2 separate regions of the Homo sapiens genome follow, and region 1 is linked to region 2. A link is a loop called in an ENCODE intact Hi-C map of the cell type or tissue named here. Cell type or tissue: dorsolateral prefrontal cortex. All regions are shown on one strand. Links, peaks and the distances in the headings refer to the core of each region. The heading gives the core; the rest is flanking DNA.

Region 1 (7,297 bases), core at 1,317-5,316, 100 kb before region 2:
GCTCAGATCTGCTGTTGAGCCCTTCTAGTAAATTTTTCATTTCAGCTATCATACTACTCAACTCCAGAATTTATATTTGGTTCTTGAAAAAAATATATAATTTCTATCTCCTTGTTGATATTCATTACCTGATAAGATATTATTCTCATACCTTTTTCTAGTTCTTTGGATATGGTTTTCTTTACTTCTTTGAATGTATATAGAATAGCTGATTTAAAGTTTTCATCTTATAAGTTCAATATATGGGCTTCAGGGACAGTTTTTATCAATTATTTTTTCCCCCGGTGTATGTGCCTTACTTTCTTGTTTCTTTGTGTGCCTCATAATTTCTTATTGAAAACTGCATTTTAAATAACATAATATAATACAGCAACTTTGGAAATAACCTTCTCTCCCTTCCTCAGGGTTTGTTGTTGTTGATGTTGCTTCTTTGTGTGTTTAGTGACTTTTCTGAGCTAATTCTGCAAAGTCTGTGTTTTTTGTCATGTGTGGCCACTGAAATCTCTCTCTGCTTAGTGTTCAGCTAGTAATTAGACAGAGAGTTTCTTGATGCTTGAGACCAATAAGTCACCTTGTTTTTGCAGAGTGGCTCTGTGTGTATGTTGGGACATGCCTTCAACTCTCAGACAGGACATTGACAACTCCACCTTAGCCTTCCTGCTTGTGCAGAGCCTTAAGCTTAGCCCAGGGTGAGAGCTCAGGACCTTCCTTAGTTTTTCCTGCACATGTGCACAGCCCTGGGCATGTGCACCCTCCTGTGCGTACATATGGCTTTCTATATTCCTTGGGATATTTCAGAGCCTTTCAAGGCCCTTTATAGATATTTTATTCCCCCACATTTTCTTTTTAAGCTTTTTGTTTAGCCCTTTTTTTTTTTTTGCCTCAACTGTTATCCATTGTTTTAGGCAGCCACAAAGTCCAACAATTGTCTCTAGTTGTTTTCAACAAATACCCTTAAGGAAAAAGCTGTTCACTCCAGGCAAGCTTTGAGACAGGTGAAATAAAGACAGTCTTGCAAATGGTATCTTCCAGGGAACCACTAGACAGGTCAAATAATTACAACTCTCTGGGAATGAGGCTTTGAAGGAACTCCAAGGCTGTTCTACCCCTTCTTGTAGCTGCCAGGCTGCTGGTTTCCATGATGATTGTGGTTTGTTGGTTTTCAAAGCTACTGCAGAGTTGGGGTGAGGGGGATGGAATTGGAGCAAGTTAAAATGCCACAAGGCTCACTCTTCTTTCTATAATTATGTCATTTTTTTTCTTGAACGAAGACTTCCCAGATTGCTATAAACTTTTGATTAATTTCCAGAGTTCTGAAAAAATTGATTCTCACCATTTTTTGCCATTTTTCTCATTGCTTTTAGGGGGGAGGAAATTTTCAGAGGATTTTACTCCTACCATTTTCATTGACATTACGTGCAATATATTTTAATTACCCTTCTTTGTGATTGCTTTGTCACTTCTCAAAACTCAGTTCAAATGTCTCCTCCATTGCAAAGCCCTCTTCTTTGTATCCTCAGGGCAGCTATTCCTCTATTCTCCTATACCTCTGGGTTTATGTCTTTGTTATTTCACTTTTCATAATAACAGTTACTTACATCTGTTTCTATCCCTTTTTCCAGTCTGTAAGCACCCAGTCTGTGACTTGTTCATCCTCCATGCCCAGGCTAGTTTCTGACACACGGTAGATATTCAGGTTTGTAGTCTGAAGAGTATTGTCCTAGGAGACCTCAGAGCCTAGCCAAGGGCTTCTGAGTTCCAGCCACCATTTCTCTCCTTCTTCTATAATTCACAGCTGACCTCTATCTCTTCATTGTCTTATGTGTGCTCTGGTGTGATGAGAGTAAGTTCAGAATTGACACACTGAGTGTATGATATGGTTTGGATCTGTGTCCCAACCCAAATCTCATGTCAAATTATAATCCTCAATGTTAAAAGTGGACTCTGATGGGAGGTGATTTGATCATGGGAGTGGATCCTTCATGATCAAGAAACCTTCATGATTCATCATCCACTTGGTGCTATTCTCGTGATAGAGTTCTCATGAGATCTGGTTGTTTAAAAGTGTGTGGCACCTCCCCCTTCTCTCTCTTGCTCTTGCTCCTGCCATGTTAGAGGCCTTGCTCCCCCTTTTTCTTTCACCATGATTGGAAGCTTCCTGAGGCCTCCCCAGAAGCAGAAGTCACTGTGCTTCCTGTACAGCCTGTGGAACAGTGAGAACTTCTTTTCTCTTGAAATTGTCCAGTCTTAGGTATTTATTTATAGCAGTGCAAGAATTGACTAATACAGTGTATGAGGAAAATAGGGAGCAAAAAGTTAAATCCTGTGTGGGTGACATTCAGCAACAACAACAACAACAACAACAACAATAATAATAGCAGCTACTGTTTGCTGAATACAGTCTGTGCTAGACACCAGGCTATGGGCTTTATAGGCAATATCTCAATGAATTCTGACATCAACCCTATGAGGCATGTACTATTATCCTCATTTTACAGGTGAGGCTGAGTAAGGGAAGTGGGAGAACTGAGGTTGGATGAAGGCCTGACTCTAAAGCCTATATTCTTAACTGTCCCTTCTGAGGGGTTTTTGAGCAGCCAGTTGGAGGAAAGGAAGCCCCACCTGTGTTTGCCTTCCCCAGGACCTATTCTGCCTCCTTGTCTAAAGAGATGTGCCTGCTCCCAGGTGTGTTTAGCCCCGTGTGGGCTCACTTGGGTCACCTTGTGCTTTGAAACAAGATAGCACTGAGGGCTCCTGCTGCAACTGGCTCCCAGGGCAGACAGGGGTAGAGGCCCCACTTCCCTGGCATTGGGGAGACAGATGTGGCCCTCGGGCAAGAGGTGACAAAGATCTTCCATCATCACCCCAACAATTCCAACATGGTGACAGCCCCAGACTGCTAGAAAAGCCAACCCACATGGAGGCGAGATAAAATCCAGAGGGCTCAGAAACATTTCAACAAATGCTAATATCGGTCTCTCCAATACAGCTCTGTCAGCAGGAAGGGAGAATTCTGCCAGCATGCATGCATGGGGCACACTTTTTGGCACAAGGGACCTTGTTGCTAAGCAACAGTAGTTGGCCTCCCCTCCTCCCCATAACCTTTTCCTCTGTTTCTGAGTTTCCAGTTAGCAGATGGGAGGGGCTGGGGTTGCCTAGCCCAGCCCAGCCCTTGTCCCCCTTTCCTGCAACAAGGGGCCTATTCATGGGTCCTCAGCAGAGTTCATTGTCTCTGTGGCGCGTGTCTGTGTGAGTGTTGGAGTAGGGATACAGGGAGGGGCCATGTGCGAACCAGGGAGACCTCATCTTCCAACCAAGCTTGCTGGGCTAGCTTTAATCAATGCTGGCCTGAGAACAGGAGCGGAACATTGCCTAGTAGACCCTGAGGCTTTACAACAGTGCCACTGACCCCTATGGTAAGGTTACGTCTCTGTGCCATCCCTGCTGTGGCCTCTCTCTCTTTCTTTCTCTCTCCCTCCTCTGCCCTTGGGATTCTAGGCTGGTGGAAAGAGCCTCCTGAGGCAGCTCTGGTACAGGGGCTGGATCCTAGCAGGGGCCCTGTGTGGCCAATTTCCTGTTTCCTCCCCAGGGACTGCCCTTTATTATCCTCTTTCATCCCTCTTAGATCTATCAAGTGCTTTGCACATATGTGGTGCTCAACAAATCGTTATTACGTTGAACTTCCACTCAAAAAGAGGAGCAAGGAGTCCTGTAATTTTAAAGGCCATTTTTTTTTCTAGGCTAGCACATGAGCTTGGGCAGTTGAATTTTGAGGTGGAGCAGTACATGAGGTGAGGCCAGTTTATTCAGAGGCTGGGTTTAAAGCCAAGCTTCCTTGGTACTGAGGCAGAAGAAAAGACTGGCCATGCCCTGGAATTCTCTCTAGATCAGGCCTGCCTCTCCACTCAGAGGGACATCAGCTCAAGAGCAATCACACAACCCCAGAGAAGAAATCCAAACCTCACCTTCTGTTGCTGCTTCTCTACTATCTTATGGGTGCTTGACTGGCTCTCCCAAGCCTGCTGTCCTGCAGCCTCACTGCCTGTGTCCTGTGAGTCTCATCTGTAGGCACAAGAAAGAATGTGTGTGGTTTGATACAAACCATGACCTCTGTTTCTCCTGGAAAAGCAAGGCCTGCAGCTCTTGGGAGGTCCAGTCCTATAGGTCCTGGGCTGTGGCTGGTGTAGGGAATAGGGAGGTGGGGCTGGTACCTCTTTCTATAGGCAAGATGTTGGGGCTGCTGCGCTGTCTGTGAGCTGAACTGGCATGGGTGCTCTGGGTCCAGTGGAATGATTTTCGGGGCAATTTGGAGGTGACTGACCTAGGTGAGTCTGACAAAGTCTTTCCTTCCTCCTGCTGGAGGGTTAGGAAGACAGTTCAGTGGAGTACGAAGGCATGACTGGGGAGGTTTTGGCGTGAAAAGAACATTTCATGTGACACATGAAAATCACATTTAAGCCAATACTGTCCTGGAGTCAGCATTTCAGGCTTTTATCCTCATTGGGTACAACCCTATGTGTTGACAGGGAAAGATGCAGGGGAGACAGTAGTCTGCAGGGGAAACGGGAGTTGCTTCAGTTTTGAGAGATCTTATCTACCCTACTGGATTATAAATTTTGGGGGGAAGGATCCACAGCTTAGGTGTAGTTCTTATTAATATTATTATACTTAACATTTGTATTGGGCTTTACAATTTTTAAAGTCATTTTAATTCACATTATCTTATTTGTACCTCCCCCTCTGTCTCTCCCTCCCCCCTCCCTTCTTTCCTTCCCTCCTTTAATGTACTTTAACTGAATTCCCACTTTGTGCCAGGCTCTGTGCTTAGCCCTGGGATGCAAAAACCAGTGAGAAAGGAGAGAGAAGGAAGTAAATGAGCACAATATAGGGCCCAACAGGTGCTGTATGCATAGAAGGAAGCTTCCTGGAGAAGTGATGTCTGTGCTGAGTCTCGAAGGGTCAGTTGGAGTCAGTTACATGGGAAAGGGGAGAGCAGATGCAAAGTCTCTCTGTTGTGAGAGTGCCTGAAGGCACTGAAGTATGGCACGTATGTCAGTGTGATCCCAAATTTTGCTGTGGAGGGAGCAAGTGCTGGCAGTGAGGATGGAGAGGTGAGGCCAGGCGAGATCATGGAGGACTTTGTGAGCGATGCCATGGAGCTCCTGTTTGATCCTGAAGGCCACAAAGACTCATGGGGTAGAGATGGGGCTCACATGCTCATATTTGCATTTTAGAAAGATTACTCTGACTTTATGGCATGGAGAATAACAGAGAGAGACAAGATACTCGAGGAGGGAGATTATTCCTTGGAAAGCAGGAGTTATTACTCTTATTTTACAAATGAGAAAATTGAAATTTGAAGAGATGGCCTGAGTTGTCCAAGTTCACATAGTAGGTTGCAGACTTAGCTTTGAACTGTCTGGTGTTTTTTTTAAGATCTTATTTTCATTACTCCTCTTCATGGCTCATGAGCTGCAGACACACATATGACATACTCTGCTCTATGCTTTCTTATCCCTTTGCCTTTGCTGATTCAATCCTCTTTGTCTGGACTGCCCAATGCCCATTATATCAGCTCAAACCCTCTTCATCCCTGTGGGCCTGTCTCAGAGGCTGCTTTTTCTAGGAAGCCTTCTGTGATCACCTCAATGAGAAGTAAGCCCTTATTCTTTTGAATGATGATGGTAGTGTATTAGTCTGTTCTCACACTGCTATGAAGAACTGCCTGAGACTGGGTAATTTATAAAGGAAAGAGATTTAATTGACTCATAGTTCTGCATGGCTGGGGAAGCCTCAGGAAACTTATGATCATGGTGGAAGGGGAAGCAAACACACTCTTCTTCACATGCTGGCAGGAGAAAGAAGTGCAGAGTAAAGGGGGAAATCCCCTTATAAAACCATCAGATCTTGTGAGAACTCACTCACTATCATGAGAATAGCATAGGGGAACTGCCCCCATGATCCAATCACCTACTATGAGGTCCCTCCCCCAGTGCGTGGTAATTACAATTCAAAATTACAATTCAAAATGAGATTGTGGGTGAGGGGAGAGCCAAATCATATCATTCTATCCTGGTCCCTTCCAAATCTCATGTCCTCATTTCAAAACACAATCATGCCTTTCCAACAGTCCCCCAAAGTCTTAACTCGTTCCAGCATTAACCCAAAAGTCCAAGTCCAAAGTCTCATTTGAGACAAGGCAAGTCTCTTCTGCCTATGAGCCTGTAAAATCAAAAGCAAGTTAGTTACTTCCTAGATACAATGGGATACAGGCATTGGGTAAATACACCTATTCCAAATGGGAGAAATTGGTCAAAATAAAGAGGTTACAGTCCCCATGCAAGTCTGAAATCCAATAGGGCAGTCGTTAAACCTTAAAGTTCCAAAATGATCTCCTTTGACTACATGCCTTATATCCAGGTCACGCTGATGCAAGAGGTGGGCTTCCATGGCCTTGGGCAGCTCTGCCCTTGTGGCTTTGCAGGGCACAGCCCCACTTCTGGCTGTTTTCATGGGCTGCAGCTTTTCCAGGCTCACAGTGCAAGCTGTTGGTGGATCTACCATTCTGGGGTCTGGAGGATGGTGGCCTTCTTTTCACAGCTCCACTAGGCAGTGCCCCAGTGGGAACTCTGTGTGGGGGCTCCAACCCTACATTTCCCTTCCATACTGCCCTATCAGAGGATCTCCATGAGGGCTCCATCCCTGTAGCAAACATCTGCAAGGGCATCCAGGTGTTTCCATACATCCTCTGAAATCTAGGTGGAGGTTTTCAAACCTCAGTTATTGACTTCTGTGCACCCGCAGGCTCAACACCACAAGGAGGCTGCCAAGGCTTGGGCTTGCACCCTCTGAAGCAATGATCTGAGCTGTACCTTGTCCCCTTTTAGCCATGGCTGGAGCTGATGCAGCTGGGACACACAGTACCATGTCTCAGGCTGCACAGAACAGGGGGTCCTGGCCTGGCCCACAAAACCATTTTTCTCTCCTGGGCCTCTGGTCTGGTAATGGAAGGGACTGCTCTGCGGGTCTCTGACATGCCCTGGAGATATTTTCCCCATTGTCTTGGTGATTAACATTTAGCTCTTCATTACTTATGCAAATTTCTGCAGCAGGCTGGAATTTCTCCTCAGAAAATGGGTTTTCTTTTCTATCACATCATCAGGCTACAAATTTTCCAACCTTTTATGCTCTCTTTCCTCTTGAACACTTTGCTGCTTAGAAATTTCTTCTGCCAGATACCCTAAATCATCTCTCTCAAGTCCAAAGAGCCACAGATCTCATGACAGTGTGATCTAGA
Region 2 (7,297 bases), core at 1,065-5,064:
AAGAAATAAGGGACTTAGGATTTAGGAAGGAAATCTATAGAATAGCTCTCTCTTGTTTCTGAAATAGTACTTGAATTCTGTTGATGAGATGAAGTGATACTGTTCTGTAACCGGAATTCATATCAGCAAAGTCAGTTCAATTCCCTTGGGTGTACAAAAGCTGGGGCTGTCTTCTGATTGTGAGAGTGGCTTCTCCCCAAAACGAACCACAAATTAAATACATGTGGGATAACCATCATTTCTGTAGAAATCTCATGATACAGCTGGGCTGCCATTTTCCTTTTATAAAAAGGAAATCCAATACCTGAAATAGCTGATATAACTAGTTGAGTGAGGATGAAGGGGCATGACTGGGGGTCTGTTGGTGTTAGTTGCTAATAGGTAAGTCTTTTATAGGAGAGATAACTGGGGAGAGTTGGAGATGTGTTATATCTGAAAGTGATATGCATCTAATTTTTCATATCAAAAGTGATAACTCTAAATATAAAATAATAAATACTAAACTTAGAAATTGTAGTATATCCCTGACAGCAATAGCTCCACCCATTTGGTAGTCGAGTCAGTGCCTGGTTAGCTTCAGTTTAGTTATACTATGAAACTTGGACATGGAGGGAGCCTCATAGGAAGAGATACACAAGGGAGGTGACTCTAGTCTTATTGGTGAGATTGGGCCATGTCTAATAACAAACTCAGCTCATACAGACTCTGGGATAGGAAGAGCCTCAGATTACAAAGCCTGGGAGTGCAGTATTGAGGATGATGGAGAAAAGTGGGTTAAGACTATAATCCCCAAATCAGGCAAATACAGATCAGATAAGACATTTATCTCAAATTCTTAGGGTTCCTCTTTACTGGACACATGAAGCTTCCAAAAAACAGGTAGAAATGTGGGGGAAGACGCAGCTTGCTGCAGATGCAAACACCAAGAGAAGAGGGAATTCCAAGCAGTGTTAAGTGCTTCAGGCAGGTCAAGACAGCAGAATTATTCTAAATTATTAAAAATGAAAATTATTAAAAAGCATTAAGAAACAATTTCTGTAATGTAGTAATTCTTAAACTCTAGACTTCTAGTCACCATCTCTAGAAATTCTGATTCTTTGATCAAATAGTGTTCAGAGATGTGCATTTTAAATACATCTCAGGTAATTCTTAGCAGATTGTTAGAGGAGGTTTCCTTAACCTGACCAAGGATACTCCTAACAGATTTACAGACAGCAAACAATATACTTAATGGTGATATTGTAGAAATATTCCCATTAAAGACAGGAATAAGAAGGGCAACTATCTTCAGTTCCATAGCCCATGCAATAAAACAAGAAAAAGAAATAAGAAGTAAAAGATTGGAAAGAAACATATAAGCTGCTGTTATTTGTAGATGCTATGACTGTCTACACCAAAAATCCAAAAGAATCTACAAAATATGAGAACTAATAAACGTTTTAGCATTTTGGCTGGATACCAAAACAACATAAAAAGACAATCGCATTCCTACACAAAACAATAACCAATCAGAAACATAATTAGAAAAAAAAATCTCATTCACAGTACCAAAGAAGCAATAAGACACTTATACATAAACCTATCAAAAGATGTGCAAGTATTCTGTGAAGAAAATATTTTCAGTGAAAGTTTCCATCTCTTTCATGTTTTGTCTCCTTCTCTTTTTCATTCCCCCTACTCCTTCTTGTCTAGTGGCTTGCATCTCCTCCCAGCTTACTTGGTCCCTCTTCCAGAACCAAGTGTTTTAATAGTTACTCAGAGTTCTCCCCCACCAGGGAATGGTGGGTTGTCACAGATCTCAGACCCTGGTCTGAGATCGGGTCTCTGGACTCCCACATCTGTAGGCTGAAGCTTACAAAGACGTGTACCCTTAGACAGCAATTGTCAGTAATATTTTCTAGCTTCCTTTTGCAACCTAAGAGAGGAGTAAGTTGGTAAAAACTCCTGACTCAAGTTCCTTGTTTCCTGTGAAGTATTTTAAGTTCCTTTCTCCCCAGGATCTGAACTCTTAGCTACCATTCCCTCCACCTGGGCCCAGAGCCCAGCAAGCTCACAGCTCCATTCAGGTTCACTTTTTAAAATTATTTTATCTTTTCATTTTTATTGTTATACTTTAAGTTCTAGGGTACATGTGCACAAAGTGCCGGTTTTTTTTACATAGGTATACATGTGCCATGTTGGCTTGCTGCACCCATCAACTCATCATTTACATTAGGTATTTCTCCTAATGCTATCCCTCTCCCAATACACACCCCGCTGACAGGCTGTGGTGTGTGATGTTCCCCGCCCTGTGTCCATGTGTTCTCATTGTTCAATTCCCACCTATGAGTGAGAACATGTGGTGTTTGGTTTTCTGTCCTTGTGATAGTTTGCTGAGAATGATGGTTTCCAGCTTCATCCATGTCCCTGCAAAGGACATGAACACATTGAGGATCACTTTTTAATATTTTGTTTTGTTTCTGATCAATGCAGATGCTTATCTCATATTAGAACCTTGTTATGTATTTTGTGAGTGCGTTTTCACTTTTCATTTCATTGCTATATTGTTTGGAGTGGCAGGAGTTATCAAGCATGAACTCACTGCCCATCTTGACCAGAGAGACTTCATTTCTTTTCTTGGAGAACAAAGGGAAGTAGAGGATGAGAAAAGACACATTGTTTATCAAATTGGTTACTGATTAACACCAATTTGAGTAATACCTATTTAAACATTCCTTTGGGAAACTGGCAAGATGAAAGTGAGGGGTCAATTGAGAAGGAATGAAGGAAGGGGAGACCTGGGAAGTTTGGGGCTGGGCAAACAGGCAGGGAATGAAGAGGGAACCCTGTCTATGAGCACCTGCTCCTCTTTAGGCATCTTGAATGTTGTCCTTTTTCTTCAGTATGGACAAGAACCCTTCTCCTATTTCTCCTGCTCTTCGGCTTCCTCATTCATTCTCTTCTTTCTCCTAAGAAAGGGAGGTTGAAGGCTGTGATTTCCTTTTTCTCCTTTCCTCATGGATTCTCACAAAGCAGAGGCCCAAATATGCTCCTAGGATTCAGCCAGGACCTTCCCTTTGTTCCTGAATACCCATCGGCAAGTCAAACTAATCAGAAACACAATTCTCCTCAGAGCTCAGTTCAAGACTTGCACTGATAAACTCTTACTTTCCTTCTCTTGCGTAGTAGTATTTTTGAATTCCTACTATGTGCCAGGCTCAGAGAACCCAAAGGAAGAGTCACAGATAAGAAATGAAAAATGACATTGAGCAATCACCTACTCTGAAGCCATCCTTGATCAAGGAGACTCCCCCTGATTTCTGAACACCCCTTCCAGCTTCTCCTTTCTTTCCCCACCCTGCTACCAAGAAAAGAAGAGCCAGATCTCTGGTTAAAGAGCTAAGGTCCCTACTTATTTCTGGGTCTTTTGTTTCACAGTGAGGACCCTGGCTCTGGAAGTAGCTCTTCTTTGGCTCCTGGCCATTCTCTGATGAAGTCATCTGAAGAGGCCAGTGCTGTCATTGTGGCCACCAGCAGTCTGCCAGGGCCTGTCCTGGGGCTCATCCAAGCCCCAGCTCCAAGAGGCAAACTGCAGATGTTTCTTCTATTTTTAGATGCTGGGATGTTGCCCATGAACGAGCCAGTGACCTGGAAAAGCCAATTCTCCCTCCAATCTCTGCTTCTGACTCGCTCATTTCCCTTCATTGTTCTACCAGATTTTTCCTCCTACTATGGGACCGGCATGAAATGACCCAGAGTTAACTGAGCTAGACCTTGGTCTGGGGACACAGATCTTGACTTCTCCTGCACCTACTAGGACTGTGGTCACCAAGACTGGTTTTAGGTTTAAGAGATTGAACTCTTTGTTATATTAGGGGTCTCCAAAAAATTTCCATCATGCTTTCCTATCAGTAAAACATTTTTGAGCACCCATCCTAGTTTTTGCTTATGTTATTTATTTATAAATTTTGTACATGTAAATTTGTACTAATATATGTTATAAAGCTTATACAGAAAGTAGAAGATGTATAGGCTGAAACAGTTCTAAGGGATTAGGAGTTCTCACATCCTTTTCTTGTGCCCCATGTATCTTCTGGCACCCCCTCTGTGGTAATCACTGCTCTGCATAGCTAAATGAGAAAATGTCCTTTGGAAACACTTTTTAATTTTTTTTTGAGCTGCATGCTAGCTATTGTTGATTTGGGGAATAATGGAAAGGTTTTTGTTGGCTAAAGTATTGCCTCTTTTCCAATAAACAGCAAGATCTGAAATTTCTCTATTAGAGAAGTGGTAACTTTGGGTTAAGCATTGCCTTCTCTCTGAGGTCTCTTAAATCAACAAATCCTTTTGAAAGAAGTTGGAGAAGAAGCGTGTTATATCTCCAGTCCTTTAGGTCAGTACCTAAATTGGGCTGCTTTCCTCAGAGCCCTGGATGCCCAGCATAGTGTCTGGCACAGAGGAAGAGCTCAATATACACATTTGTTGAATTAGTGAATGAGTGTGGGCAATTCAGAGAAGGGAAAGATCAAAAAGAGCAAGAAGGAAGCTAAGGTACTGGAAGGCAAAGTGAAGCTGAGTTTTCTCCTCTTTCTAATTTCGCTCAGGGCCAGAGAGGTTTCTTCTCTTCCTGGGAGTAGTTATTCAGCACAGTGCGGTTCCTTCCCGGGCAGGGCTTCTCTTGGTCTGAGATTTTATTTCCCAGGAATGCAGGGGTAGCTGGGTTGCTCCAGAGCAGAGAATGGACCCTCTGCAATCTAGTCATCTGGAAAGAGGACTAATCTATTCCTGCCTTTCTGAATAAGCCAAGCAGAGTCATTGTTCCATTCTTTGCCACCTTCACTCTGTTCTTAGAGCAGCCTATGATGAGGGTCAGACGTCTATATCCACAGGTGGTTGCAGAGTATTTGTGGTTTGCAAAGAGGGATCTGGTCCCTTTTGGTATCCTCAGGACATTTTTGTAGGCAATAGAAGGAGATTTCTTTTCCCAGAGAAGAGATACATGTTGAAATAGATTCTACCCATCTAGTCAGCCTTGCACAGGATTTTTTTGCTTGTTTTTTTGATCTCCCCCAACCCCCTGCCAAAAAAGGTGTGTGTGTGTGTGTGTGTGTGTGTGTGTGTGTGTGTTAAGCAGCATCAATTTAGTTGGAATTGTACTGAATTTATAGATGTACTCAGGGAAAATAGACATCTTTGTAATATTGAACTACCACACATTTGGGCAAATACTATGTTTCTATGTCTCTCTATTTATTCAGGTCTTTTTTAATGCCTCTCAGCCATCCAGTTTTCACCTTGTCAGTTGAGTTTTTATTTGTTGAATCCCAGGAATTTTACATTTTGTTTTATTATTGTGTGCTAGTTACTCTTAATTGATATTTGCAAGTTAACATCTTTAGTTTTCTAAACAAATTGTTAAGGATTGTTTTATTAAGTTCCTGAAAATTTCAGTTAGTATTTTGTTTGCAATTGCATAGATTTGATAGATTAGTTTGGGAAAAATTAGGGCTCTACCTTTACTTCTACTTTTACTCATTTTCTTCATTATTTTAAACAAGCTTAAAAGATTTAGTAGAGTTCTAAAGTTCTAAAGCTCTCTCTTTAGAAGAATGTGCATTCTTTATTAGCTTATTTCCTAGATGTTAGAGGTTTTGTTGCTATTGTGAATAATGTCTTATTTTCGTGTTTTAGTGTAAGTCTGTAAAAATGCTATTGATTTTTGTAGATCGATTTATTTTTTAAAAAGTTTTTGTAGAGATGAAATCTTGCTACGTTGCCCAGGCCGCTCTTGAACTCTTGGCATCAAGCAATCTTCCTGCCTTGGCTTCCCAAAGCGCTGGGATTACAGGTGTGAGCCACCAGGCCTAGCCTTATGTAGATTGATTTTGTATCTAGTTCCCTTGTTGAACACTTAATAGATCTTTCAGTTTGTCTTCAGATCTATTGAGATTTCTCATACATGAGCATATAACTTGAAAACAATAGAAATGTTATCATTTCCCTTTTAATTCTTAAAAACTCTTATTGCTGTTGTTATTATTATTAGTTTTATATAGCATTAGGCAGGATATCCAGAAATGGTCATAGCAGACATCTTTTGGGTTATTTCTGATCTTATCTATTTAGTGTGATGCTTACTGTATATTTTGGGCATAGCTCCTTTACTAACTTAAAGGAATTCCTATTTTACTAAGTGTTTTTATTATATATATATATGTGAAATTTCTATAAAATATTTTTTCTGAATCTATTGAGAAATCATTTGATTTTTCTCCCTTGGTCTAGTGTATGGCTTATATTAACAGATTTCTGTTTTTAAATTACCTCAAGATTACTGCAATAAACCTTATTTGATCACAATTTTTAAAAATGTGCTGTTGAATTCAGTTTGCTTATATTCTATTTTGGATCTGTAAGTAAAAAGGAACTATTGTGTTTTTCCCCCCCTCTCTATTCTTATTAGGTTTTAGAATTAATCTAATAGAATGAGTTGTGCTGCTTTTTTTTCTTACTTTCTGGAACAAATTTTCCAGACAGGAATACTTTGTTTTTTGAAACATCGTCTGTAAAACCATTTAGCCTAGGAGCAATTTTAAAAAATATTATTATTATTATTTTGCTTAGAGATGGGGTAGGGGTGTCTTCTCTGTTGTATTTAACCATTTCAATATTTTGTTATTGGTTGGTTCAAATTTCTGATTTTTCTTGGGCTCGTTTTAAATTCTATATTTTTCTATAAATATATCTATTTTGTCTTAGTTTTCATTTTATAAGTGAATAGTTATTTTTTAATAATTATTTTAATCTCTTTGATATCTGGAGTTTTTTTTTCCCTTTTGAATTTTATATTTCTGCATCTTCTTTCTGATGAGCTTTTGCTGCAGGTCGGTACAGCTTAGCAATCACTTCAAACGTTCAGCTTTTGTTTTAATTATTCTTACCGATTTTGTAGTTGCTGCTGCTGCTATAGTCACTCTTTTATTGAATTCTGCCTTTATCTTTATTTTCTTTCTTATTTTTTGTGCTCAGTCAACTGTTCTTTTTTTAATCTTTTCAGTTAAAACCTTACTTCATTTGTTTTCAATGCTTTTTTTCCCCTAGTAAATGTATTGAGAACTATAAGTTTCATTCTTAAGTCTGCTTTTGCTGTGTCTCTGAAATTCTGGCATGTATTTTCCCTCATTATCATTTAGTTCCAAGTATTTTATAATTTCTTTTATATTTTCCTGTTAACCCAAACATTATTATGTTACTACTTAACAGAAGTACAAAGCTTTAAAGTTATTTTATTCATAATTTATAATTTTGTTCCATTTTG

The links. Peaks named below come from ENCODE experiments on the same cell type or tissue, not always from the same donor. Only the 100,000 strongest peaks of a DNase experiment are listed, where the experiment ranks them.
Region 1: a loop joins it to region 2, with 7 times the contacts of the local background. A loop is called at or near these places in 3 of 110 quality-filtered maps.

What each region holds. Positions count from the first base shown.
Region 1 is chr11:113,702,341-113,709,637 of GRCh38, reverse strand. It overlaps TMPRSS5 (transmembrane serine protease 5), which reads left to right and starts at 3,330. Exons shown (of 13, transcript NM_030770.4): 1 at 3,330-3,416. The coding sequence starts at 3,414. In dorsolateral prefrontal cortex, for the core only: no CTCF peak of the experiment used is centred there; a DNase peak (open chromatin) is centred at 3,207; H3K4me3 peaks cover 2,588 bases; H3K27ac peaks cover 1,850 bases.
Region 2 is chr11:113,599,780-113,607,076 of GRCh38, reverse strand. The region is part of intron 1 of LOC107984390 (a long non-coding RNA gene); the gene reads left to right. Among named protein-coding and RNA genes, the nearest start is that of TMPRSS5, 100 kb to the left of the region's middle. In dorsolateral prefrontal cortex, for the core only: no CTCF peak of the experiment used is centred there; a DNase peak (open chromatin) is centred at 3,526.